Regions from separate parts of the Homo sapiens genome. Here region 2 is linked to region 1. Evidence: read pairs that join two places in POLR2A ChIA-PET (ENCODE). Cell type or tissue: B cell. All regions are shown on one strand. Each heading gives the region's core, and the rest is flanking DNA. Links, peaks and the distances in the headings are about the cores only. Region 1 overlaps ILDR1 (immunoglobulin like domain containing receptor 1). Region 2 overlaps GOLGB1 (golgin B1).

Evidence for each region. Peaks named below come from ENCODE experiments on the same cell type or tissue, not always from the same donor. Only the 100,000 strongest peaks of a DNase experiment are listed, where the experiment ranks them.
Region 2: POLR2A ChIA-PET joins it to region 1 with 6 read pairs; 3 of 35 experiments call an interaction of 5 or more read pairs at or near these places.

The regions. Positions count from the first base shown.
Region 1 is chr3:121,997,118-122,010,192 of GRCh38, forward strand. ILDR1 (immunoglobulin like domain containing receptor 1) reads right to left here. Exons shown (of 8, transcript NM_001199799.2): 2 at 9,874-10,044; 3 at 8,127-8,276; 4 at 4,628-4,747; 5 at 4,191-4,337. Among named protein-coding and RNA genes, the nearest start is that of ILDR1, 19 kb to the right of the region's middle. RefSeq lists enhancers at 299-378, 409-518, 7,976-8,095, 8,795-9,296. In B cell, for the core only: a CTCF peak has its summit at 6,447; DNase peaks (open chromatin) are centred at 6,164, 6,814 and 8,104; H3K4me3 peaks cover 1,735 bases; H3K27ac peaks cover 2,021 bases.
Region 2 is chr3:121,734,753-121,747,827 of GRCh38, forward strand. All of the region lies in intron 1 of GOLGB1 (golgin B1), which reads right to left. Among named protein-coding and RNA genes, the nearest start is that of GOLGB1, 8.5 kb to the right of the region's middle. In B cell, for the core only: a CTCF peak has its summit at 12,097; no DNase peak of the experiment used is centred there.

The DNA of each region.
Region 1 (13,075 bases), core at 3,633-8,632:
TTTGAACTCCTGACCTCAGGCGATCTGCCTGCCTCGGCCTCCCAAAGTACTGGGATTACGGGCATGAGCCACCATGCCCAGCCCTTGCCCTTCTTTTAACCTATGGTCACTTAGTCTATTTGCTTTCTCCAAAACTACCAGTCCTCCCTGATTTGACTGACCAGTCATTTCTGGGACATCCTCAGGTGTTTCCTAGAATCTGATGCCCCTTTGAACTCTTGTCATTTTAGCTTTAGGAAACTACCAGCAGATGCTTCTGGGTCCCAACCAGGCAATTGACCTCAAATAGCCCTCCTCCCAATAGGGCTTTCCTTCTTGACCTCTCAAACATGCATTCCCTCCTCTATAGCAGCAGGTTAAACATTCCCCACCTCTTAGGTCTTCCCCTGCCTGTGAACTTTCTGCTGATGACTTCATCTCTATTGATGAAGAGGAACCAGCCCTGAACGTGGAGCCAAGAAACCTAGGTTTAGTCCAGGGCCCACTGCTAACAGGCTGTAACAAGTAATTGTGGAAAAATCTCCCTCGACTTCACTTCCCTCAGCTGTGAGGCAGAAGGAGATGGGGCAGGAGAGATCAGAGAGTCTCACTGTGGCTGTGGCCTACTGCTGGGCATGCCTGGAGGTTCTCCAGTAAGGAGGGCCAGTAACTGCTCTAGGGATGAAAGCCGTTTCTCCAGTTCTTAGGGAAAAAATACGTTTCCATTTCAAAAATGTCTATCTTTAAGTCCTACAGAGGGCTGTTTACCACTATTAGGTGAACTATCAAGGGTTACTAAAATTTGGTCTTATTTTCATTTTTCTCCTCTCTAATCCTTTTTTAACTCTCACTAGAAAGTGGGAGCAGGTTGGGGAGGTGGGATGTGATCAAAGAAGTTCAAGAATCACTGACATGTTTCTTGAAGCTTCCTTCTGCATCTAGAATTTTGATTTGCTGAAATCGAGTCAGGCAGATGTGAGCTCCCTCAGCTTCCTCCCTTACATCTTAATCATCCTCCACATTTTAATGACTTCCTTTCTGTCTTCAGAGGCCAGGCTGCTTCCCTTTCCCTTCCGCTCCCTTTCTAAGGCCAGTTCTTTCCTTGTAGGGCTGAGGCCACTCCTACCAGCTTCATCACTCATCAGTGACCTCACTTCTTAATGCTTCACTTTACTCATTTGATATTAACCTTGGTTCTTTGCTTATAAACATGTTTAGGATTACCTTATTCTACAAACACCAACAATAACTCCTTACTCCTCTAACCAAAGAGCTTTCTTTAATAACTCATGCCCTTCCATGCAATTCTTCTTGTCAACAAACTTCTCAGGACAGTCTACCCCAGTGACTCACTTTGAAAGTGACCTCATCGGCCCAAGTTCAGGGATCTTTGTAATCTACATTTCTTGATTTTACTAGTTTTTTAAAATGAACCTAATCCCTCAGGAGAAACAACTCTCCCGCAGAACCTCCATTTATTAGTTTACTAATAAGTGGTGCACTTATCATTTGTGTTAGCTTTGTCCCCAGTCTTGCCTGCTTTTAGTGCCCCACGAACCTAGGGAGTCTAAGCAGGCATCTTGGGCGGGTTTTTCTTATCTCATCCTGCATATTATTACTCCAGTGACAGTGATTTCTCCATGGCCTCCTCCCTAAGATCCCTGAAAGGTAGGGGGCCCCACAGTCCAATGCTGCATCCTCCACGACTTTTCCCCTCCTACGGTGTCTTAGCCAATCCCACAGTGATCCACCTACAGAGGCTGTGGCAGTCTCTGCTGTAGGAATGCAGACTCTCACAAGTCAGATGAACATGGATTCAACTCTGCAAAACCACTGCTACTTCCTAGCTGTGGGGCTTTTCTGACCTTTGGTCTCCCATCTTTTAAAAGAGATGACTTCTGCCTTCTAGGGTGGTTGTGAGGATTCAGTGAGGAAACGTATGCAAGGGGACTACACATCAGACATCCAATAAAAGTTAGTTCTCTTTTCCTGTAAGACAGCAACCTCAGAGCACAGGCCTGAAACCAGACTCAGGCCACCGACTTTCTTCACATTGTAGATCAGGTTTTGTTTCTATCTTAATAGGTCATTCATTATTTTTCCCTTAAAAAATTTCCTTTCAAATGGATCAAACTGATAAAGGTGGTTATCTCTGGGTACTCAGATGAGTCATTACATTTTCCTGAATTTCTCAAATTTCCTACAATATAGTACTTTATTTAGATCATCTGGAAGAGGAAATGTTATTGAAAATAGAAGCCAAAAAAAATTAAAAACCTTCTATTTAAAGCAGTTGGTGCTATTCCATCTATTTGACCAAGAAAATAACTTTATAGAATAATTTTGTATTATTTTGCCTTTACCATGTATTCTGTAGCCAACATTTTTTAGGGCATAATTCTGTTATAGCTCTGTTTTAAAGGATCAGATGTTAGTCCAAAGGAAGATCACATTGAAAGCAAGATCATCTGCTCCCTCTTCCCTTGCCCTAACTCAAGGATTCTCAAAGTGTGGCTCCTCTACCAGCAGCAGCACATCACCTGGAAACTTTTGAGATAAGAAATACAAATAAAGTTCTAAGCCCCCAAATGACTAACAGACCCCCTCTTGGCCAAGGGGACCCCAGAGAAATCTTGGAAGCTAAGTTCATGGCCATGACGGGATGGGAGGTCAGACTCACCTCATTATATCCCCTCTCACAGTGACCACCCCTTTCAAAAGACTCCACGTGGATAATGTCAATTACTAGTTTATCTTCCCAGGTACAGAACAAAGGCAAGATAAGGTCTAATTCTTCTTTTCCCCTTTTCTAATATTCACCTTATCTTATGTAAAATATAGATTTGCTGGGCACTAACTAAAGTTTCACAAGTATATAATCATTTGTTTCATTGCTGCCTCCCACTTCTTAAGGAAAATGTATAAATACTAAACCTCCTGGGAACCTCTTTGAAAAAAAAAAACAGCCACAGATGCATCTGTGACTTATGTTTTTTCCCTGGGTATGCCCTCAAGCTAGCTCAATAAACCTCAATGATCTGAGACTTATGCCTCAGTCACTCATTTTGATTGCCAGAGAAATAAAAATTCTCAGGTCCTGCCCCAGACAGGTTGAGTCAGAAAACGGAGATGGCAGCCAAAAATTAAGTTAAGGAGGAAAAAAAAAAAAAAAGAAAAAACAGAAATCATCCCTACCTCCTGACCTCTGGAGAGGGGAGAGTGGCTGAAGGTGACTTGATCACTGATAGCCAATGACTTAATCAATCATGCCTATGTAATGAAGTCTCCATAAAAACCCAAAAGGACTAGGTTCAAGGAGCTTCCTGGCTGCTGAAGACGGAGGTCCTGGGAGGGTGGCACACCTGGAGAGGACATGGAAGCCCCTCCCCGCTCCCACATACCTTGCTCTATACATCTCTTCATTTGGCTGTTCACTTGTATTCTTTTAAATATTCTTTGTAATAAGTGGGTAAACATAAGTAAACTGTTTCCTTAAATTCTGTGAACTGCTCTAGCAAATTAATTGAACTGGAGGAAAGGGTCATTGTAACTCCCAGTTTATAGCCATTTGCTCAGAAGCACAGGTGACAACCTACTAGTTGCAACTGCAATTAGCATCTGAAGTAGGGGGCAGTCTTGTGGGACTAAGCCTTCCACCTGTGGGGTCTGGTGCTATTTCCAGGTAAATAGCATCAGAATTGAGTTAAATTATAGGACATTCAGTTGGTGTGCGCTGAGTAATTCCTTTTTGTGTGGGGAAAACACACACACACTTGGTGTCAGAAGTATCGAGTGGCATGTGAGAATAGGAAAAAACAGTTTTGTTTTCCTTTACAAGTGGCCTTCTCTCTTACTGGCTTATTTAAACCACTCGCTCCAGCCCACCTTATGTCTAAATGAGGTCAGTGCTAGGAATGAAGATCGAAGCACAGGTACATCAGGGCTGCAGAGGAAATGCCATCAGTAGGCAGAGCTATCTGAGAGATGCTTTAGGCAGCCTGAGGAGTGGACAGGCAAATGTCCTTCCATGTGGCTACCTAGCCTCCCCAGGCATCATTTTCAGGGCTGAGGCTAATGTCCTCTGTCCCTATGATGGGAGAAGGGCATGGAGGAGAACCTGGAAGAATCTTTGACCTGGCACTTGAAGCTGATCTGCTTGACGTCCTGGTCCCTAATCCACTCCATTCCACTGCTTGTCTGTCCCCTCTCACCTTCCTCAGGACAGCAGCAGTGGGCAGGACAGCAGGGACAGCGGATATAGCAGCAGCAATACTGAGGACAGCACTGGCACCAGCACACTCCAATCAGCAGCAGGAGGAGGAGGGCTCCCAGGATGATGAAGATCACTGTCAGCCAGTCTGCAGGGGAGAAGCCAAGCAGGGGTTGAACTAAATATTCAGGGGGAGGGAATACTTCCAGTTCTGATATCCTAGAGGTCTCATAAACACAGCTCTTGACCTACAGGTTAAAGTTGAGCAATATACTGGCAAAAAGGTAAAAGTTTAGCTTTGATAAGGGAACTTTAGAGGTTGATAATCCAATGACAAGAACTTAGGCTTGCTTATTTCTGGTTTTTTTTTTTTTTTCCTGTGAGTAAAAGTGTTACGGCAGTGAGGGTGACTGAATAGAAAGCTCCAGTAGCACTTACGTAGGACGATGAGCTTTACTTCCTTATCGGGGTCTCCTGATGTGTCCCCTGGAGCCTCAATGGTGCAGTAATACACTCCATGGTCCCACCACATCACTTCATTTATCACGAGATCTGCTCCTACACAGTAAGGAGGGAGAAAGTGCCAGTGTCAGAGGAGAGAGCACTGGTTTCTAACCCATGACACCCTCAAGACCTGGGCAGCATGGCAAGACCTTGTATTTACAAAAAATAATAAAAAAAAAATTATCCAGCCATGGTGGCATGTGCCTATAGTCCCAGCTTCTCTGGAGACCGAGGTGGGAGGATCGCTTGAGCCCAGGAAGTTGAAGCTGCAGTGAGCTATGAGTGTGCTAATGCACTCCAGCCTGGGCAACACAGTGAGACCCTATCTCAAAAAAAAGTTAAAAATAAAATACTGTTTAAGTTGCCAGTATATGGGGCTTTTACTTACTCGCAATCAAACCTAATCCTAACTGGTACACTGGAAATGATTATTTAGCTGCATTTCAGATGAAGAAAATCAAGACTCAAAGGAACTGGCCTAATAACATGGAGACAATGCTCATCAGAGGTAGGTTCAAACCCACATCTCTCTGCCTCAAAGCTGGTACTCTTAACCACCAAGCTTTCCTGTCTTCTCTAAATTGGGTGGAAAAACTCCACATTCTGGGTCCCTTATCAGCCTAAAATGAGCAGTTATCTCTGGATCCTGAAGGACAGGTATGAGATGAACTTGAATAAAGATAAAATGCCAGTATTTTAAAAGTAAATGTAACTCAAGAAGAGTTTCAGTTCTAGTGGGCACTCAGGTTTTTTGTGTACCTCCATTAGGATAGATGAATGGTTTATATATATATTTGCTGTACATTCATTTTTTTTTTAATTTTAAGGTCAGGGGTATATGTGCAGGTTTGTTACACAGGTAAACATGTGCCATGGCGGTTTGCTGCACAGATCATCCCATCACCTCGGTATAAAGCCAAGCATCCATTAGCTGTGCTTCCTGACGCTCTCCCTCCTACATCCCCACACCCTCCAACAGGCCGCGGTGTGTATTGTTCCCCCCATGTGACCATGCATTCTCGTCATCCAGCTTCCACTTATAAGATCATCAGGGTGGACAGACAACCTACAGAATGCGAGAAAACTTTTGCAATCTATCCATCTGACAAATGTCTAATATCCAGCATCTACAAGGAATTTAAAATGAATGGTTAATATTTATGTTCAAGTTTAGCAAAGTCAATAAATATTCACTAAAGCCCTTTTGTGGGTCCAGCATTATGTCAGGCACCGAGGAGATGTAAAGAGAAACAAGACCCTCTTCTGTCCTGAAAGGGTTTAAAATCCAGTCAAAGGCATCAGGGCAGCCTCCGTGTGAAGTGCAGCGGCAGGCAGTTCCAGCTCCCCCACCCACAGTAAATGCCACGGAACCTTAGCATTACAGACTTGCTCCTGCTAGGTTGGTGGTAATATCTGCAATTCTTTATTATCTGTTTGTCAAGAAATGTTTATTGAGGAAATGAAACAAAAATGCAAGGTCACGCACCAGTGGACCTAACTTTGACTTCTGTTTCCTTCTCTTTCTACGTCAATATCTACAATTTTTTTCCTACCCGCTATTTTCCAAACCCACTACCTTTCCCAGAAATAAGCTTACCCCAGACTTGGAAAAATGATGAAAGTGCTTTTAAAAAACTCCCCCTCAGGGCATGATGTGTATTGTAAATCTGCTCTAATTTTTATTGGTGACATAAAGAGTATTTTAGGGGTGTCAGAGTAAGAAGAGTTTTCAGATATGTTAATATTTTAAAGGATCTAAGGACTGATTTGACAGGGTCATCTCAAATGATGCAGGCATAGGCAAAAAAGTGTCAGAAAACAAGGGCTTCAGGAAGTCACAACAAGCCTGGAGACAGAAATAAAAACAGAGGAGAATACTAATGCATTCCTGTGGTAGTAAGAATGAAGCAGGGTTTGAGCCAAAGGTGGCTGGGAGTGGGAGTAGTGGAAGGTATTTACCTTCACGTTTTTAGAAAAAAAAAAATAATAAGAGCAGGGACTAGCTACTATGGGGATTTCCATCCTTCAGAAACTGTTCAGGTAATTTGCTAATTAAAGAGGCTTGAAACTTTGAGGTCAGATAAGAACAAATTCTGCTGGCTTTGGAAAAGGCAGAACCACCTTGGATCTTTGAAGATGCCCCTGAAGACTAGAAAAGAAGGACAGATGTACCCTAAAACTGAGGGCTGGCTTGGGGAAAATCAGATGCCGAATGTAAAAAAAAAAAAAATCAGACTTAAGTGTTATAGACAAAACTGAAAGCAATTATTAAACTGGTTCCCCTTAAGTGACCTACCTTTAAACAGTCAGAATATTCACTGATTCCTTGATATTGTAGCGATGGCCACCATGAGTGGCCCACTGGGTGTATTCTTCCCTTTTTCCCCTTTTAACTAACAAATATTTATTTAACACAGCACATAAAGCCCATTGAAATAGGCTCTGAATTATGTGCTACTCTATGGCAGCAACTGTGGATTACACAATAGAAATATGAGGAGCTAAGCTAAGCCATTTATCCAAAAGTACACGGAGTGATAACTAATGCTTACTGCCCACTTCCTGTTTGCTAAATGCTTTATACATATTACCTTAGTCCCCACAAATCTCCATGAGCTAGGTACTATGGCAAGTCCCATTTTATAGAAATTGAGGCTGAAAAAATTGGAGAGGCTTGCCCAGGTTCATATACCCTGTAAATGCAGAATTGGGATGCACACCCGCACCTGACTCCAGAGTCAGGGCTCTCACCACTACTCCCTGCACTGGGCACAGAGAATAGATAGGCTTTAGACACAGCTCTCACATAGCGCGCTAGATATTCACTTTGGAGTAGGGAGGAAGATACCATGATGCCTGTCGTTCAGATGAAGAAACAGAAGCCAAAGAAAATAACTGATCACTGGTCACTGAGCTAGTGAGAGGAAGCACTAGGATTCTCACTTGGGGCTTTTTAGTCCAAGCCCAGTGTTCTTTCTTCTATCAGTGGAGGACAGTGGTCTCAAGGTGGTCATCTGCTCAGAGGACCCTATTTCCTTCCATGTGAACAACAGGAATAGCCGGAAGGAAACTCAGGGACCTGGGGTTTCAGTAGGCCCTGAGAGCAATTTGTGGAAGGAATCAAAGAAACCTGATCCACAACTTAGCCCTGAATCTCAGGAAAGCAAAGGGAACCATTCACCCCTAGACCTTTAGCCAAAGCTATAGATAGCAACAGAACAACCTCTGGTCCAGAGACCAACTTCCAGGGAAGTCACTTCAGCTGGTGCAGCACATTCTATGAAGCTGGCACTTTCCTCAAACAATGACAGTGACCAAGTAGACCAACAGGCAGCAGAAAGAAATGGGAAATCCCATGCTGACTCAGCCTGCCAGGCCTGGTGTCTGCACCTCCCCCCACCCCCAGTTCCCCTGACACCTCCCCCGCACTCACGGTTCTGGATGGTGATCTTGCGCTGCCGGTAATCTACCCCCAGCACGGGCTCATTCTGCCCCCGCCGCTGGGCCACTATGCGAACTTCCCGCTGGTTGTCGTTGCAGTCATTGGATGGGTCCTGGCCCAGGGATAAAGCTGCCTGGTATGCTGAGGAGAGAGGGCACACTAGAGTCACACAGCAATAGGGGGTTCCCACAAAAAAAAGGTTCCCTTCCTGCTCCGGGCGTGAGACACAGTGAAGTGTCTCAATTTTTCCCAAGACTATTCATCCCTTGGGACTCTTGTTAATCACGAAGATCCTGATTCTGCAGGTCTAGAGTGGGGTCTGAGATTCTCATTTCTAATGAGAATCTGTGTGATACCAGACACCACATTTTGAGCAGCCAGACTCCTGACCATCATTTTCATGCCGGCTCTACTCCCCATCTCCTATTCCAACTTCCTTTGTCTCATTTTCAGAGTCACCCCAGCCTCTCTCTGCTCCCATGGAATTCATCCACCTGCCCTTAAAACATAAGGTCACATGCCTGTAGTCCCAGCTACTCGGGAGGCTAAGGCAGGAGAGTCACTTGAACCCAGGAGGCAGAGGTTGCGATGAGTTGAGATCACGCCATTGCACTCCAGCCTGGGCAACAAGAGCGAAACTCCATCTCAAAACAAAAACAAAAACAAAAACAAAAACAAACAAACAAAAAAAAAACCAAAACAGAAAATATAGGGTCTGAGAGCTGTTAAATCTGCCCCTGGCAAATGCCTGCTACCCTAGCCTCTCCTCCCTGGCCACTTAACCCAGGCATTTTAAGAGTAACCCCCAGGAAACAATGCCTCAATTTAGAGAGGAGTCTTTTGGGGACAATGGCAGACTCAGTGGGTGGCTCAGACAGCTCTTGAGGTTCTACTCAAATCATATTGTGAGACATTAGCTCAAGGGCTCAAAAAGGTGAAGACTAATGCCTCCCTCTCCATTTGCTTCTTCTCAGGAGGCTCACTTTTCCCTATGAACAGGGTGTCTACTTCTATTCTCAAAATCTCCAAAAAATTAATTGTCTTGGTGCTAACAGTGGGGTGGTTCTAGGTTCCTTTGTTCTTTGAGAGAAGGCAGAAATGGGCAACTAGGAAAGGGCTCTGATCCAGACAGCACAACCCATATGCCTGGGGCAGTTGTTACTGAAAGGCAGGACTGGCCAACTCTAAGGAGGAGTTGTGTAGCACTAAGAGACTTCCCACAGTTAAAGGGCTGCCTGGGGGGGCACTGGAGGGCTTAGTCAGCAGAGGAATGACCATCTTCCCGAAGGCATACTGAAGAAGGGAATATAGCAAGGAGCAAGAGACTTCACAAATGACCACTCATCATTTGTGCTGAGTGTAGAGTCTTCTTGCCTGCATTCTAAGGTGGTGGGGGTGAGGGGAGGCGGGCCTGCATCATCAGCTCAGCACATTGGCATGGAACCAGGAATGGACAGGGAGGCAGGACTTTTCCCTAATGTTTAAGTTTCTTTAAATTTTTTTGAGAACAAAGCAGGAAAAAATTTTAAAATAAACTAGTATGTGACCTTGAATACATTATTTCATCTACCTGGGCTCCGTTTGTTTATCTATAAAACAGAGGAACTACATTAGGTGATCTTTGTGTCTTCTCCTCACTACCAAGATTTGTAATCCTAAATAATCCCTCAACCCTAACCGCAGTATGTCACAGAGGTGTCTGGGACCCACAGAGGGCCAAGGGGGTAAGGATACTCACACGCTGAGTAGTAGTCAAAGATAGGGTCCTTGCAGAAGGACTTGAAGCGCCATGTCACCACCACGTCCTGGAGCTGGGCAGAGGTGGTGTAGTCACATTTGAGGATGATAGAGGCAAACAGGGTGACATAGCGTTCTGTGTGCTGGACCGTCACAAGCAAGGACAGGCACCCTAAAGCCAAGAGCAGGAGAAAATGCTGAAGGTGACCTACTCTGCTCATGGGTAAGAAAAACAATGCAAATGGGCAAAAGATATTGCCTGCCATCCTGCCTGACCTGGCTAGGAGCTCACAGACAGAGTCTGGGTTCTTACTCACCTGGGCAGGCTATGGGTGGGGTGGGGTGAGAACGCACTCAGCAGCCTCAGAGGGACATAGGAAGAAAGGAGTGAGGAAAACTCCCAGGAATTTACAGTGCATTAACAGTGATGACATATCCAACAACAATATAAGGATTGTATCAAAATAAAGCCACATTTGTACAGAAGTGACACTGCTAATATATTTTTTTCCTCACATCATGTCTCTTCTTAAAATGGTTTCCCGTTTCCTAAGGATAAAGTTCAAGCTCCCTAACCAGGCCTACGAAACCCGTTAGGTCAGCCTACTGCCCTTCTCGTCTGCCCCGTGTCCCTTCACGTCCCATCGAGGGGTCAGCCATTCTGAGCTTTCTTCAGTCCTTCCCATGCTAAGACCATTCTCTTCTCCAGGTGCAGCTCTTTCAGCCTGGAGCACTCTTCCACATCACCTGCCACTGCTCCACTCTCTTCCCTGGGCTAATTATGATTCGTGCCTTGGGACCTCAGCTGAACAGGGTTTCTACTTCTGTCTACCCCATAGACAGGGTTCTGTGTCTGTAACCCTACCTTCTCCAGCAGCCCTCCTGTCTGCAAATCTGGGAGAGGGGCCTCCCTATTTTTTTCCTAAGTGCGCCAACCTACCCCTAGGCAGCACTTTTCATGCTTCTTGTTGATGGTCTGCTAACTGTGGGCTCAGAGAAAAACGCAGTCGGCCTTCTCAAAGTCATTGCTCAAATACCAGTGCCCAGTACTGTGCCTGTCACCTACTTGGCACCCAACAAATGCTTGTTGAATAAATGATGGAATGAATGACTAAGAATATATTAACCAGTGGAAATTCAGCAGTACAGGCAGTGAGCATAAGCATAGAGCAAATAAAACAGATGTGACAAACTGGATCAAGAAAGACTTGAAGAAATTAAGAGGAGATTTTTCCTTTTAAAAAATGTCCTCTCCCTACCCTCCAAACCTACAGGCATACTTAAAGCTCCAGGTGTGCCTTGATAAGGGATTAGGTAGCACCAAAATGTCAGGTGGGACTTTGGCACAGTCAGGGGTCCAGACATAACCAGCACCTTGGAACATTCCTATGTTAGTTTGGTTTCTAGGCCAAGTTGTGAAGGGGTTCTCTAGTGGGAGGTTTAGTGTGGAGCACTAGTACTCAAACTTGAGTATGCATCACCAGAGGACTTGTGACAGCCCAGATCACTGAACCCTATGCTAGGAGTTTCTAGTTCCGTAGGACTTGGGTGAGGCCCAGAGACACGCATTTTTTATTTCTTTTCTTTTCTTTTCTTTTCTTTTCTTTTTTTTTTTTTTTTTTGAGATAGAGTCTCGCTCTGTCACTCAGGCTGGAGTGCAATGGCACGATCTCAGCTCACTGCCACCTCCACCTCTCGGGTTCATGGGATTCTCCTGCCTCAGCCTCCCAAGTAGCTGGGATCACAGGCGCCTACCATCACACCTGGCTAATTTTTGTATTTTAGTAGATGCAGGGTTTCACCATGTTGGCCAGGCTAGGCTCAAACTCCTGACCTGAAATGATCCACCCGCCTCAGCCTCCCAAAGTGCTGGGATTACAGGTGTGAGCCACTGCGCCCGGCCTGAGCCACTGCACCTGGCCTTCTTTTTTTCTTTCTTTCTTTCTTTTTTTCTTTTTTTTTGAGATACAGTCTTGCTCTGTTGCCCAGGCTAGAGTGCAGTGGCGCAATCATGGCTCACTGCAACGTTGACCTCCTGGGTTCAAGTGATCCTCCCATCTCAGCCTCCCAAGTAGCTGAGACTACAGGCATGCACCACCATGCCTGACTTTTTAAATTTTTAGTAGAGATGAAGTCTTGCTATGTTGCCCAGGCTGGTCTTGAACTCCTAACCTCAAGCAATCCTCCAGCCTCAGCCTCCCAAAGTGCTGGGGTTATAGGCGTGAGCCACTGCACACAGCAATTGATATAAATTTCTAACTAATTTCCAGGAGATGCTGATGCTACTGCTCTAAGGACCATACTCTGAGAACCACTGGTGTAGACTCAATTTAAAACACACACACACACACACACACACACACACACACACACACAGGCTTTAGATTCAGATACAGCTGGGTTCAAATTAAACTTTAATATTTACTTGAATTTTGGACAAGTTATTTACTCTCTCTCTGAGCTAGTTTCTCAGCCATGAATGAAGATGATGATAGTGCTAGCCTTATCAGGTCCTTGCAAGAATGCAATGAGATAATCTACTGTCCTTGGCATGAAGCCTTGCACATACACTGCCACATTAGTGTCAGTATGTGAGTCTCTTCCTTTTTTTCCCCTTATTACGAGGGCCAAGGAGAAAGAGGTTGGAGTTGGGGTTTTCTCCAACAGAGTTTTCAAACGGAGCCACCTTCATTTTGACCAAGGTACTCCCACAAACAAAACAAATGTAGTTATTATCCTACGGAGCAGCTAGGTGGGCCTGTCTTGAACGCTAGAGCACATGATTCTTGGGTCCTGCCTGACCTACTGGTCACAGCCCTTGTAAGACTGTCCCCTTAAACTTCTGATAGGCACCTGCATCTGGGTTTCTCACATCCATAGACAGACAGCAGAATGCTGCTCAGGACAGGCACTCACAGAAATGACCTGACCACCTATCTCCAGGACTGGGCTGTGATGCAGATGCCCCATGGCAGATGTGCTGGATAGAGACTCTGCGGCAGTGCAGGCGAGAGCTGTGGGCAGGAAGACTTCATGAAAGGAAATGATTTAACCTAGGCTCCAAGAAGCAGGTAGAACTAAGATCACGCATGAGAAGTAGGAAGAAGGCAGAGAAACTCATTGTTTCAGTAAGCAAGAAAGGAGGGAGCAAAGAGCCTTATTAGGAAGGGGCAGTTACTTGGGTAACCTGGGGGAAACCAATC
Region 2 (13,075 bases), core at 7,642-12,641, 260 kb before region 1:
ATACAAAATGGCACAGCTACTTCGGAAAACTGTTTGACAGTTTCTTTAAAAGTTAAACGTACATTTACCAATCCCACTCCTAGGCATCTAACCAAGTTTATAGTAGGTTTACTCATAATCACAGATTCTGAAAATAGCCAAGATATCCCTCAACAAGTGAATGAATAACAAACTGTAGCACATCCAAACAATGGAATACTACTCAGCAAAAGAATGAACAATTGATTCACACAACACAATACTTAAACCTAAAATGCCTTTTGCTACATGGAATAAGCTAAACATTAAAAGATATACATCATATTATTCTATTTATATAACATTTTGAACAAGTCCAGAAATTAACCCACACAAATATAGTTGTCAGGGCTTGAGGGAAGGAGATGTGGCTGAATATAAAAGAGCAACACAAGGGAATTTTTAAGGTGAAGGAACTGTTCTGTATGATCTTGAAGTAGTAAATTCATAACCATATGCATTTGTCAAAACTCACTGAACTGTACATTCCAAAGAGCAAACATAATTGTATACAATTTTTTTAAAACCTCAGCCAGGATGTCAGGAGTTCCAAAAATGGAATGCAGACTGTGACAAATAGATCTAACTATATTATAAATATATGATATAACCTCACTGAAGGAGATGGGGCTAACCTAAGAAACAAAAATGGTGTTTTGACTGGGTACTATAAGGATAAAGACAAAAAGAACTGACATAAACACTGTACTCTGCTTGGTAAATTTCTTTCTCACAGTGGTATGGGTTAGCAATTCTGAAACTACTTCATTGTACACTAGGGTTAAATGAGTAAGTAAATTGTAGATAATGAGATTCAGGTTTTTTACTGTCAGTGAAAGAAGTTACAAATAAGGCAAGAAAGCTAGGATAAACCCCATGGTACTGGATTAGAGTCAGAGATATCAGTATGAACTCATGTTTATTTTAATATATATGTAAATAGATAAATGCAGAAATAAGTATAGATATGTATGCATTATAAATAATCAGTTATTACAGAGAAATATATATTCTAGCCGTGTCCACTGAAAAGTCCTAGAAACAGTAACACCTCAGTAGCAATGAGCGCATCCAGATCTCGATTTCTAAATTGCCAATCTCCAATAAAAGGAACTAGGGCTCCTTGGAGAAATGGCTGCCTATCTAGGGTTGGGGCAGAGAGCCAGAAAGTAAGGAAGTGTTCAAAAAAGAAAAAGAAAAAAAATGGGGTATGTGACCAGGAGCCAATCTGAAGGAGCTCCCAATGATCAAGGCTAGAATAATTTGAGTCACAGAATAAATAACAATAATATTGGATTATATGGATTATAACCCAAATAAAAAATTAAATACCCATCAGTCAATACTGATATAAATAAATCATTAAATAAATTAATGGTAGAGACAAATCTTCCTTACAAAAGAATTCCAAATAATTTATGTAGATACGTCCCCCTCTAAAAATGGAGCTTAATTCCCTCTCCTTCAGTATAGGCTGGACCTAGTGACTCACTTCCAAAGAATAGAATATGAAAAAAGAAAAACAGCAACATCAGAGTGGTGAGACTTGGCAACCACCACCTCAACCAAGTGATCAAGATTAACATCACCAGTGATAAGTCATCGTAATATCATGTAACCCCTGATATAATGTGATGAGAAGGGTACTTTACCTCTGGGGTATTCTTCTGCAAAACCCGTAAGCCCAGTCTAATCATGAGAAAACACTGGGAAAACCTAGATTCAGGGACATTCTAAAAATACCTGACCAATACTCTTCAAAACTGTCAAAGTAATGAAAAACAACAAAAAACTAAGAAACAGTCACAGATTAGAGAAGACAAGGAGACATGCTGATTAAATGCAAAGTAGGCCGGGCACAGTGTCTCACGCCTGTAATCCTGGCACTTTGGGAGGCCGAGGCAGGCAGATCACTTGAGGTCAGTAGTTCGAGACCAGCCTGGCCAACATGGTGAAACTCCGTCTCTACTAAAAAATACAAAAATTAGCCGGGTGTGGTGGCATGCACCTGTAGTCCCAGCTATTGGGTAGTCTGAGATGGGAGAATCACTTGAACCTGGGAGACAGAGGTTGCAGTGAGCTGAGATCGCACCACTGCACTCCAGCCTGGGTGCCAGAGTGAGACCCTGCCTCTAAATAAATAAATAAATAAACGCAAGGCAGTATCCTGGATTAGGTTCTGAAACACAATAAGGACATTACTGGAAAAAATGGTGAAATCTGAATGAAGTCTACCTATAGTTTAGTTTATGGCATTGCACCTATGTTCTCTGTTTTGAAAAAGCTACCATGGTTGTGTAAAATGCTAACATTAGAGGATGCTTTGTGTATACAATAACTGTCTGTCTAATCTTCCCAAGTTGTATGTAAATCTAAGGTTATTCCAAAATCAATTTACTTTTATAACCACTGTGTAGGCTACATATTCAGATCAGTGTCAACTGCTAGTCCATAAAGTCCATGAAAATGAGAAGCATATTAATGCTTTGATAGGAAAAATCAAAATAGAACTGGACTATGCATAGCATTAGTTTACGTGATTATGCCTAATTTTACATTTTGTGATAAAATGTTATTTGGCTTTTAAAACCCTCAGCAGGGGCCGGGCGTGGTGGCTCATGCCTGTAATCCCAGCACTTTGGGAGGCTGAGGCGGGTGGATCACGAGGTCAGGAGTTTGAGACCAGTCTGACCAACATGGTGAAATCCCGTCTCTACTAAAAATACAAAAATTAGCCGGGTGTGGTGGCACGTGCCTGTAATCCCAGCTACTCAGGAGGCTGAGGCAGACGAATCACTTGAACCTGAGAGGTGGAGGTTGCAGTGAGCCAAGATTCGCACCACTGCACTCCAGCCTGGGCAACAGAGCAAGACCGCGTCTCAAAAAAAAAAAAAAACCTCAGCAAGAAGAAATATAAAAACTATTGTACAAAATAAACACTTAAATGAAACTAGGCTCTGCTACAGTTTTCTTCTACTGGGGATAATAATAGTGTTTAGGGCAGCCATGGTTCTTAAGAAAGAAGTGATGAGAGATACCTGTTTTTTTAATAGATTGTCTTGGGTAATCTAAGTAGCACATCACTTGGAAAAGATACGTGAGACAGAAATAGAAAAAGTGAACTGTTCCCTAGGAAGGCAGCGCAGGATCATATATAACTTCATATCTAAATACTGGAAGGGCAACACAGTGTCATACATGAGTACATAGGGCCATATATAACTATTTATTCAAGATATGAGAACCACAGCTATAGTCAGGATTAAAAAATCACAATTCAGCAGTATACAGATTCTAAACTTTCTTTTCAACTTTAGAGATCATATTTTCTTTGGTTAACTTTTAATGAAGGAAATGAATACCATCACTAAAGAGTTTCTTAAACATATAGATTTCTGCTAATCAAAGAAAATCATAATGGAACCTAACTTATCAAACAGAATCACTTTATCTTCAGATTTTTCAGACCACTTTGGAACAAAGAAAACAAAATAACCAACTGATGGGATTCTGAGAAGATGGGAGTAGCAAGGGGCCCCATGGATTTTGTATCTTCCTTTATTCCCACATAAAAACAGACAAAGCAACTAGGTAACAAAAGATCCATGGACAGCCTTTACCAAAAAACTACTTAACAAAGTTTCCTACAAACCCCAAAATAAACGTGGATATAGACAAACCGCCAATAGTCAAAAGATCTGGGTGTCACTGGTGTTCAACTGGGAGGAAATTGAGGGAAGCCAGAGGAGTACAACACCAAGAGGACCTCAAAAGAGCCAGTGGGCATTCACTGGCAAATGCGCCAAGCCAATTACAGAACAGTAGTTGATACAAGGAGGGGTCTTCCCATTCCAATAACAGGTACCTGCCAGGGGCCTACGAGGGCTGAAAGAGCTGAGGCAGTCTGGACCTTTATTAATTCTCAGAACTGAAGAGTTGGGGCTCTCTTCCAGGATAGGGTCCCACACTGAGGAGAATCTGCTGAGAGGAGAATTAAAATTAAGTGACTAAGGAAAGAGGAGGTCCAGATAAAGAGCAGGTGAAAGTGGCAAGGAAAGAAAGGCAGGAAATCCGAGAAATCCAGCTGCCATATAGTTGAACAATGTCTGAAAATAGCACAAGAGGAAACCTTATCAAGTTAGAAAAGCTGTATAAAATCTCTTTCTAAAAGTTCAGCAACACTAAATTCATATTAAAAATGAACTACTGAGGCCAGGCGTGCTAGCTCATCCTGTAATCCTAGCACTTTGGGAGGCTGAGGTGGGAGGATCACTTGAGCCTAGGAGTTCAAGACTAGCCTGAGCAACATAGCAAGATCCCATCTCTACAAAATTTTTTTAAAAAGTCAGCCAGGCATGGTGGCACATGCATGTAGGTCCAGCTATTCAGGTGGCTGACGTGGGAAGACTGCTTGAGCCCAAGAGGTGGAGGCTGCAGTGAGCCATAATCACACCCCTACACTCCAGCCTGGGTGATAGAGTAAGACCCTGTCACAAAAAAGAAAAAAAGAGCAACTGAAAAGTCTCACAATTCAGATACATTACTAGAAGAAAAAAAAGGAGGAAAACGATCATGATAACATCCCGACAGAAAATGGAAGCACGTCAGAGAGCCATGCTCAAAAAAACAGTTCAAAACTATAACCACTTAAATCTACTGAAGGAACTAAAAGGCATTAAAAATGACATAAGATGTGAAAAAATAAACATCAGAAATAGAAAAACCCAGAAATAAAGTGAAAACAAGAAGTGACTGAAAAATTTAAAAAATCATTTTGGAAATGAAGATGAAACTAGAAGGAACAAGAAAATGAGTAAATATAACAAACCATGTCATTAAAAAAAAGCAAAGTTGAAATGAAGGATAATTTTAAAAATCAAAAAGAAATGACCTAAAAAACTAGATATGCAACTACCTTATGACCCTCAATTCCACTCCCCAGCATTTATCTTAGAGAAAAGAAAACTTAAGTTCACAAGAGAACCTGCTGTATATAAACATTCATAGCAGCTTTATTTCTATTAATAGACGGTTAAGCAAACTGATATATACAGGCAAATGGTTAAACAAACTGGTACATACATCCCATCACATACTTCTCAGAAATAAAAAGCAACGAACTACTGATGGACCCAACAACTTAGATGGATCTCCAGAAAATTACATTGAATGAAAAAAAGCCAGTCCCAAAAGGTTACATATTATACAATTCCATACTTCTATAACATTTTTGAAATGACAAAATTTTAGAAATGGAGGAAAGATGAGTGATTACCAGTGGTTAGAGAGGGGTTGGGGTGGGAAGTGACTGTGGTCATAACAAGGCAACACAAGGGATCCTTGTGGTGTTGCAGCTGTTCAATATCTTGACTGTGGCAGTGGATACAGGAACCTACACAGGTGATATAACACTGCAAAACTTAATGATACACATACATACATATACAAATGAATATACAAGTAAAACTGGGGAATATATCTATCTCAATATCCTAATTGTGATATTATGTATTAGTTTTGCAAAATGTTACCACTGGAAGAAACAACAAAGTGTATAAAAGAGCTCTGATTATTTCCTACAACTGCATGTGACTCTACAATTGTCTTCATATTTAAAAAACAAATGAAAAAGAAATGAACTAAATGCAACATGATATCCTGAATTGAATCCTGGAACAGAAAATGGACATTAATGGAGAAACTGGTGAAATGTGAACAACGTCTGGAGTTCAGTTAATATTAATGTACCAATGTTGGTTTCTTAATTTTGTACACTGCTAATGTCACATGTTAATCTTAGGGAATACTAAGCAAAGGATACACCAGACTTCTGCACTATCTTTGCAAATTTTCTGTAGTAAACTTTCTGTAGTGATCTGAAATAATTCCTAATAATTTGTTTATTTTTAAAAAATGTAAGAAATTAAGAGTTACATAGGATTTGCGAGAAACAGATAAATATTGAAGATAAGTAATGTGAATAACAGGATTCCCTGAAGAAGAAAAGCAAAGCAAAGAAACAGCACAAATATGAAAAACCATAATCCAAGAATATTTATTTGAAAATTTTTTTTAAAAAGATTTGAAACTACATCTTGAAAGAGCCCACAATGTACCTCAGAATGTCAACTCAGAATGACCAACAAAACACTCTAGTAAAATTACTGGACTTAAAAAAATCCTTTAGGCTTTAGGCTAAAAGATCATATGACCAGTAAGATAAAGAAAAAAAAGCACTAGATTTTTCAACAGCAATGTTTTTGCCAGAAAAAAAAAATGAGTTACAAATTTAAGATATTCAAGAAAAGAAAAAGTGAGCCAAGGATTCTATTTCTGGCAAACACAAACTTTAGATATAAAAAACACAGACAAAATGTTATGAACGAGCAAGAAAATTCATGAAATATGAATATTCCCTTAAGCCTTTCCTAAAGAATTTACTAGAGGCAAAACTTGAGGCAATCCAAATGACTAAAGAAACATCATTATAAGAACTAGTGGTGAGCATTAAATATACGGTTACTAACAGAATTAAGACTAAGTAAAGACTGGAGGAGAGACAGCATAGTATGTAATGATTATATGCTCTGACAATATATAGGACAACCATGAAAAAAAATCGGGAAGAATGTGAATAGCATATGCAAAAAATAAAAAATATTTTTAAACAGTTTTCAATAATTAAAAGTGGTTGTTGTCTACGGCCATACCATCCTGAACACACCCGATCTCGTCTAAAGTGGTTGTGGTGGTGATATTCGTATCATCACTCCTAGATTACTATATGTGAAATGTAGAATTAAAGCAAATGATAATTATGGATACACTAATTCTGTATTTTCAGTTATGAAAAGAAGATACAGATGTAATACAGAAGAAATTAAGAACCCCGAAATACAAACTAATCTTTGAATCTGAATAGGAACACTCAGTGTGAAATGACAATTCAGTATTTTATATTTGTTCACATATTTTCCTAGCTCTGTCCACCAAAAAGGCTTAAAAGTAATGACAAACTGAGAAGCAATGAATATCTCTAGTGCCTAGATTGGGGTCTTGAAATACTCTTTCCCATTTTTAAAAAAGTTTTTAAAAGAAGGTTTTCTTAGAGAAATGGCTAATTCCATTTCTAAAGTGGAAATGTACAAAATGATCCTGAAACATCTTGTCATACAAGATAGGAAGCTTTCAAAGGACACAGGTTCCCATTGGCTAAAAGGATAATTTGAATATGTATGAATAAGAATTACAGCACACTGGGCCATACTGTCCAAGGTAATTTATAGATTCAATGCCATCCCCATCAAGCTACCAATGACTTTCTTCACAAAATTGGAAAAAACTACTTTAAAGTTCATATGGAACCAAAAAAGAGCCTGCATAGCCAAGACAATCTTAAGCAAAAAGAACAAAGCTGGAGGCATCACGCTACCTGACTTCAAACTATACTACAAGGCGACAGTAAGCAAAACAGCATGGTACTGGTACCAAAACACATACATAGACCAATGGAACAGAACAGAGCCCTCAGAAATAACACCACACATCTACAACCATCTAATCTTTGACAAACCTGACAAAAACAAGAAATGGGGAAAGGATTCCCTATTTAATAAATGGTGCTGGGAAAACTGGCTAGCCATACGTAGAAAGGTGAAACTGGATCCCTTCCTTGCACCTTATACAAAAATTAATTCAAGATGGATTAAAGACTTAAATGTTAGACCTAAAACCATAAAAAACCCTAGAAGAAAACCTAGGCAATACCATTCAGGACATAGGCATGGGCAAAGACTTCATGACTAAAACACCAAAAGCAATGGCAAAAAAAGCCAAAATAGACAAATGGGATCTAATTAAACTAAAGAGCTTCTGCACAGCAAAAGAAACTACCATCAGAGTGAACAGGCAACCTACAGAATGGGATAAAATTTTTGCAAACTACCCATCTGACAAAGGGCTAACATCCAGAACCTACAAAGAACTTAAACAAATTTACAAGAAAAAAAATAACACCATCAAAAAGTGGGCAAAGGATATGAACAGACACTTCTCAAAAGAAGACATTTATGAAGCCAACAGACACATGGAAAAATGCTCACCATCACTGGTCATCAGAGAAATGCAAATCCAAACTACAATGAGATACCATCTCACACCAGTTAGAATGGCAATCATTAAAAAGTCAGGAAACAACAGGTGCTGGAGAGGTTGTGGAAAAATAGGAATGCTTTTACACTATTGGTGGTAGTGTAAATTAGTTCAACCATTGTGGAAGACAGTGTGGCAATTCCTCAAGGATCAGAACTAGAAATACCATTTGACCCAGTGATCCCATTACTGGGTATATACCCAAAGGATTATAAATCATGCTACTATAAAGACATATACACATGTATGTTTACTGCAGCACTATTCACAATAGCAAAGACTTGGAACCAATCCAAATGTCCATCAATGACAGACTGGATTAAGAAAATGTGGCACATATACACCATGGAATACTATGCAGCCATAAAAAAGGATGAGTTAATGTCCTTGGCAGGGACATGGATGAAGCTGGAAACCATCATTCTCGCCAAACTATCACAAGGACAGAAATCAAACACCGCATGTTCTCACTCATAGGTGGGAATTGAACAATGAGAACACTTGGACACAGGGCAGGGAACATAACACACTGGGACCTGTTGGAGGTTGGGGGCTGGGGAAGGGATAGCATTAGGAGAAATACCTAATGTAAATGACGAGTTGATGGGTGCAGGAAACCAACATGGCACATATATACCTATGTAACAAACCTGCACGTTGTGCACATGTACCCTAGAACTTAAAGTATAATAAAAAAAATACAGTTAATCAAAATTAATACCTCTAGGAATACAAATTATAAATACACATATTTCCATGGAAAAATTATAAAATAAGTCACCAATGCTAAAACACCAGAAATAGTTGCTATTAGAAAACTTTACCAAATTGTCAAAAATGAGATAATCTAAGTGCTACAGAAGTTGCTGTTTATATTGCTCCAAAACATAGAAAAAGAAAATGAAAAATTACAAACCATCTCCCTATGAATACTGATGACAACATTCTAATAAATTTTAATTAGAATATTAAATAAAATATTAGCAAACTAAATCTGACTAGATACTGAAAAATATTATCACCAAGTGGATTTATTCTAGTAATTCAAATATCATTAATTATTATGAAATCCATTATGGAAACCCATACCACTACCACATGAGTTTCTGATTGACCCTCCCTAGAAAGGAGCGTGCCCATCAGCATCCTACTGAATATCATTGAATATCATAGCAAATGAGGAACACATACACATGAACACAGGATAATAATGATAATATTAATGGCAACAATTGAGAAACATTTAATTTAAATGCAAAGTGACTGTACCACTTTATATACTCTTTAATCTTAACAAAATCTGTAAGATAAGTATTATCATCATCCCCATTTTATAGAGGGAAACTGACACTCAGAAATTAAGACATTTCAAGGTCCCTCAGTTAAATATATAATACAATAGCAGTCAGGCAGGGTGGCTCACGCCTGTAATCCCAGCACCTTAGAAGGCTGAGGTGAGAGGATGGCTTGAGCTCAAGAGTTCAAGACCAGCCTGAGCAACATAGTGAGACTGTCTCTACAAAAAAAAAAAAAAAAAAAAAAATTTAATTAGCTGGGCATACTGGCATATGCCTGCAGTCCCAGATATTCGGGAGGCTGAGGCAGGAGGATCACTTGAGCCCAGGAGTTTGAGAGTGCAGTCAGCTATGATCACACCACTGCACTCCAGCCTGGGCAACAGAACAAGACCTTGTCTCAAAAAAAAAAAAAAAAAAATTAAAAAGATTGATAGAATAAAACAAAAAGCTATTTAAAGGAAAAATAGATTACTTTTCTCACATAACCATTTAAAAATATGTACATTTTAAGAAAGGAAAGACTAATATTTAAATGAGATAAAAATCTGAGAGAGTGCTAGAGATGTACTGTTCAGGCAGGACAAAAGGAGTCTCTCATAGATTGATTCAACAGTCTCAGAGATCCACAGGAAAGCAGGTGACATAGTGGGAAGAGCACCAAACTGGAAGCCAAGGAACTGAGTTTTCCGTCCTGGCTCAATAAGAAGCTGCATCATAGTGAGTAAGTCACCTTAAAGCGTCAGTTTCCTCATCTTAAAATGAAGACTAACAAGGACCATTCTAATGCCCCCTACTCTACAGCTGTTGACATTAAAGGAATAATCTGGAAATGTAAATGGAAGGGCATCTCACCCACAGTTGTAGGCTTTTGGTAGCTCAAAGGTTGGGAACTACAGGGCAAGAAAGCCAGTAAGTAGCCATGCTTAAGCTAAATGAAGAAAGATGGGTACTCCCCTCTATTAGGCTCACTGAGGACAGAAATGGGCAAATGTATAGATAAAAATTAATAAAGGGGAAAATATTCATAGTCATAGTCATAAATCTATGTATGTATATGTATATATACATATGTATACGTGTATGTATATATACATATGTACACGTGTATGTATATATACATATGTACACGTGTATGTATATATACATATGTACACGTGTATGTATATATACATATGTACACGTGTATGTATATATACATATGTACACGTGTATGTATATATACATATGTACACGTGTATGTATATATACATATGTACACGTGTATGTATATATACATATGTACACGTGTATGTATATATACATATGTATACGTGTATGTATATATATACATATGTATACGTGTATGTATATGTATACATATATGTAAAGATTAATAAAGGGGAATAGTCATATTCATAGTCATAAATTCATGTAAGGAATATGTATGACTGTTGGACAATGTTCTTGCTGTTATTTTATAAGGCACCAAAATAATGAATAGCAACTAAGGAAAAGAATAAAACACAGAGCTTCATGCCAAGGCCAGGGATTCCATAAAACACTAAGGCAAATAAAACAATTCCTCAGTCTATGCTGGTCACAGCTTTCACAAACCCTGCCACAGGACCTTAACACTTATGTGTTGAAGTGGCACTCAGAATTAAGTAAGTTTTATTTTCTCCAAGTCTTCACTGTTATCAATGATTATTCTTATAACAACCACCTGGTGTTCAGCATTATGCTAGGAACTATAAAAATATAAAAAGAATTATAAAGCATGTCCCTAGCCACCGAAAACAGAACAATATGCACAGGAAAATAAGCAAAATAACTGAAGACAGTGAGTGCATGCCTGTGTATATATGCATATATGCCATCTACTTTGGAATTTAAATCACATTTTCCCACAGAAACACAGAGAAGGTGGTTAGGTTTCAGTTGAGGTGACTCCTCAAACTTATTTCATGCTTATTTAGTTAAGCCTCAGTAGCTGTCCTTAATTCCTTAAATCTCAAAGTGATTTTCAACCAAGTTGAGGGGCTAATGGGTAGTGCTGTATAGCTGGAAATAACACATTCGATATTATGACATAATTTTACAATTAGAAAATGAACAACTATTTTTCATGATGCAGAAGCCACTATTTTAATTAAATGAATTTGTAAGTGGTAGCTATAACATACATACACAGCGTGACCTGCCAAACACTGCTCCAATATCTTTACACATAACTTACTTTTCGTTATTTAACTCACTTTATTTATTTATTTATTTATTTATTTATTTAATGTTATTTATTTTGAGACGGAGTTTCACTATTGTCGCCCAGGATGGAGTGCAGTGGCGCGATCTCACTACAATCTCTGCCTCCTGGGTTCAAGCGATTCTCCTGCCTGAGCCTCCCCAGTAGCTGGGATTACTGGTACCCGCTGCCACGACTGGCTAATTTTTGGTATTTTTAGTAGAGACAGGGGTTTCACCATGTTGGCCAGGCTGGTCTCAAACTCCTGACTCCAAGTGATCCACTCGCCTTGGCCTCCCAAAGTGCTGGGATTACAGGCATGAGCCACTGCGCCCGGCCTAACTCACTTTATTCTTAAAACAACCGCAAGAGGGAGTACCGTCAATATTCCCAGTTTTAAGGTGAGTAAACTAAGGCAGAGGGATGTTAAGTAATTTCCCCAGTCACATAGTTCGACAAAGCTTCTTGGTGGGTGAAGATACACAGAAAATATTTTATTTTCTGAATAATCTCATTATCCAATATTCTTTACTCGGGTTGAAAACAGAATGAAGGGATAAAGGCACTATGTTAATAGTTAGGTAAGTACTTTTTTTTAAAGCAGTAAGTAAACTAAAATGATTCATATTAGTATGGCCCCAAATAATTCCATATTGTTTATACCACAGACAGGTTCACACAAGGGCCCTAAGATATATATACATGGATGTTATATATATATATATATATATATATATATATATATATATATATGGATGTTACATAACAAAACATGTTATGTATGGATGTTACATAACAAAACAAAAATCCATGTGTGTATATATATATGTATATATGTATATATGTATATATATGTGTATATATGTATATATGTATATATGTGTATATACGTATATATGTATATATATGTGTATATACGTATATATACGTATATGTCTATATACGTATATATATACATATATACGTATATATATGTATATATATACATATATACACATGGATGTTATATAACAAAACACTACAGCAGTGTTTTGATGGCTAATGACTGAAAATCTAAATGTCCATCAATGGGGACAGGCTAAATACTATTTTTATATTTTTACAAAGGACTGCTGTGTAGCCATGGAAAGGATGAGGTAGTTTTATACCCATGGATATTGAAAGTGCCTAATATACAGTACTAAATGGCAAAAGCATGTGTATTAGGATTCCACTTGTGGGAAAGACAGAAGGGGGTATATATTATCATGTGCTTTATTATGATCAGAAAGTTTCTTAAATATAACCAAGAAATTATTTACAGTGCTTACTTCTGGGAAGTGGGGAATGGAGATGGGTAGATCAGTAGATAGAAAAGAAAAAGACTTTTTTTACATTGTATCCTTCT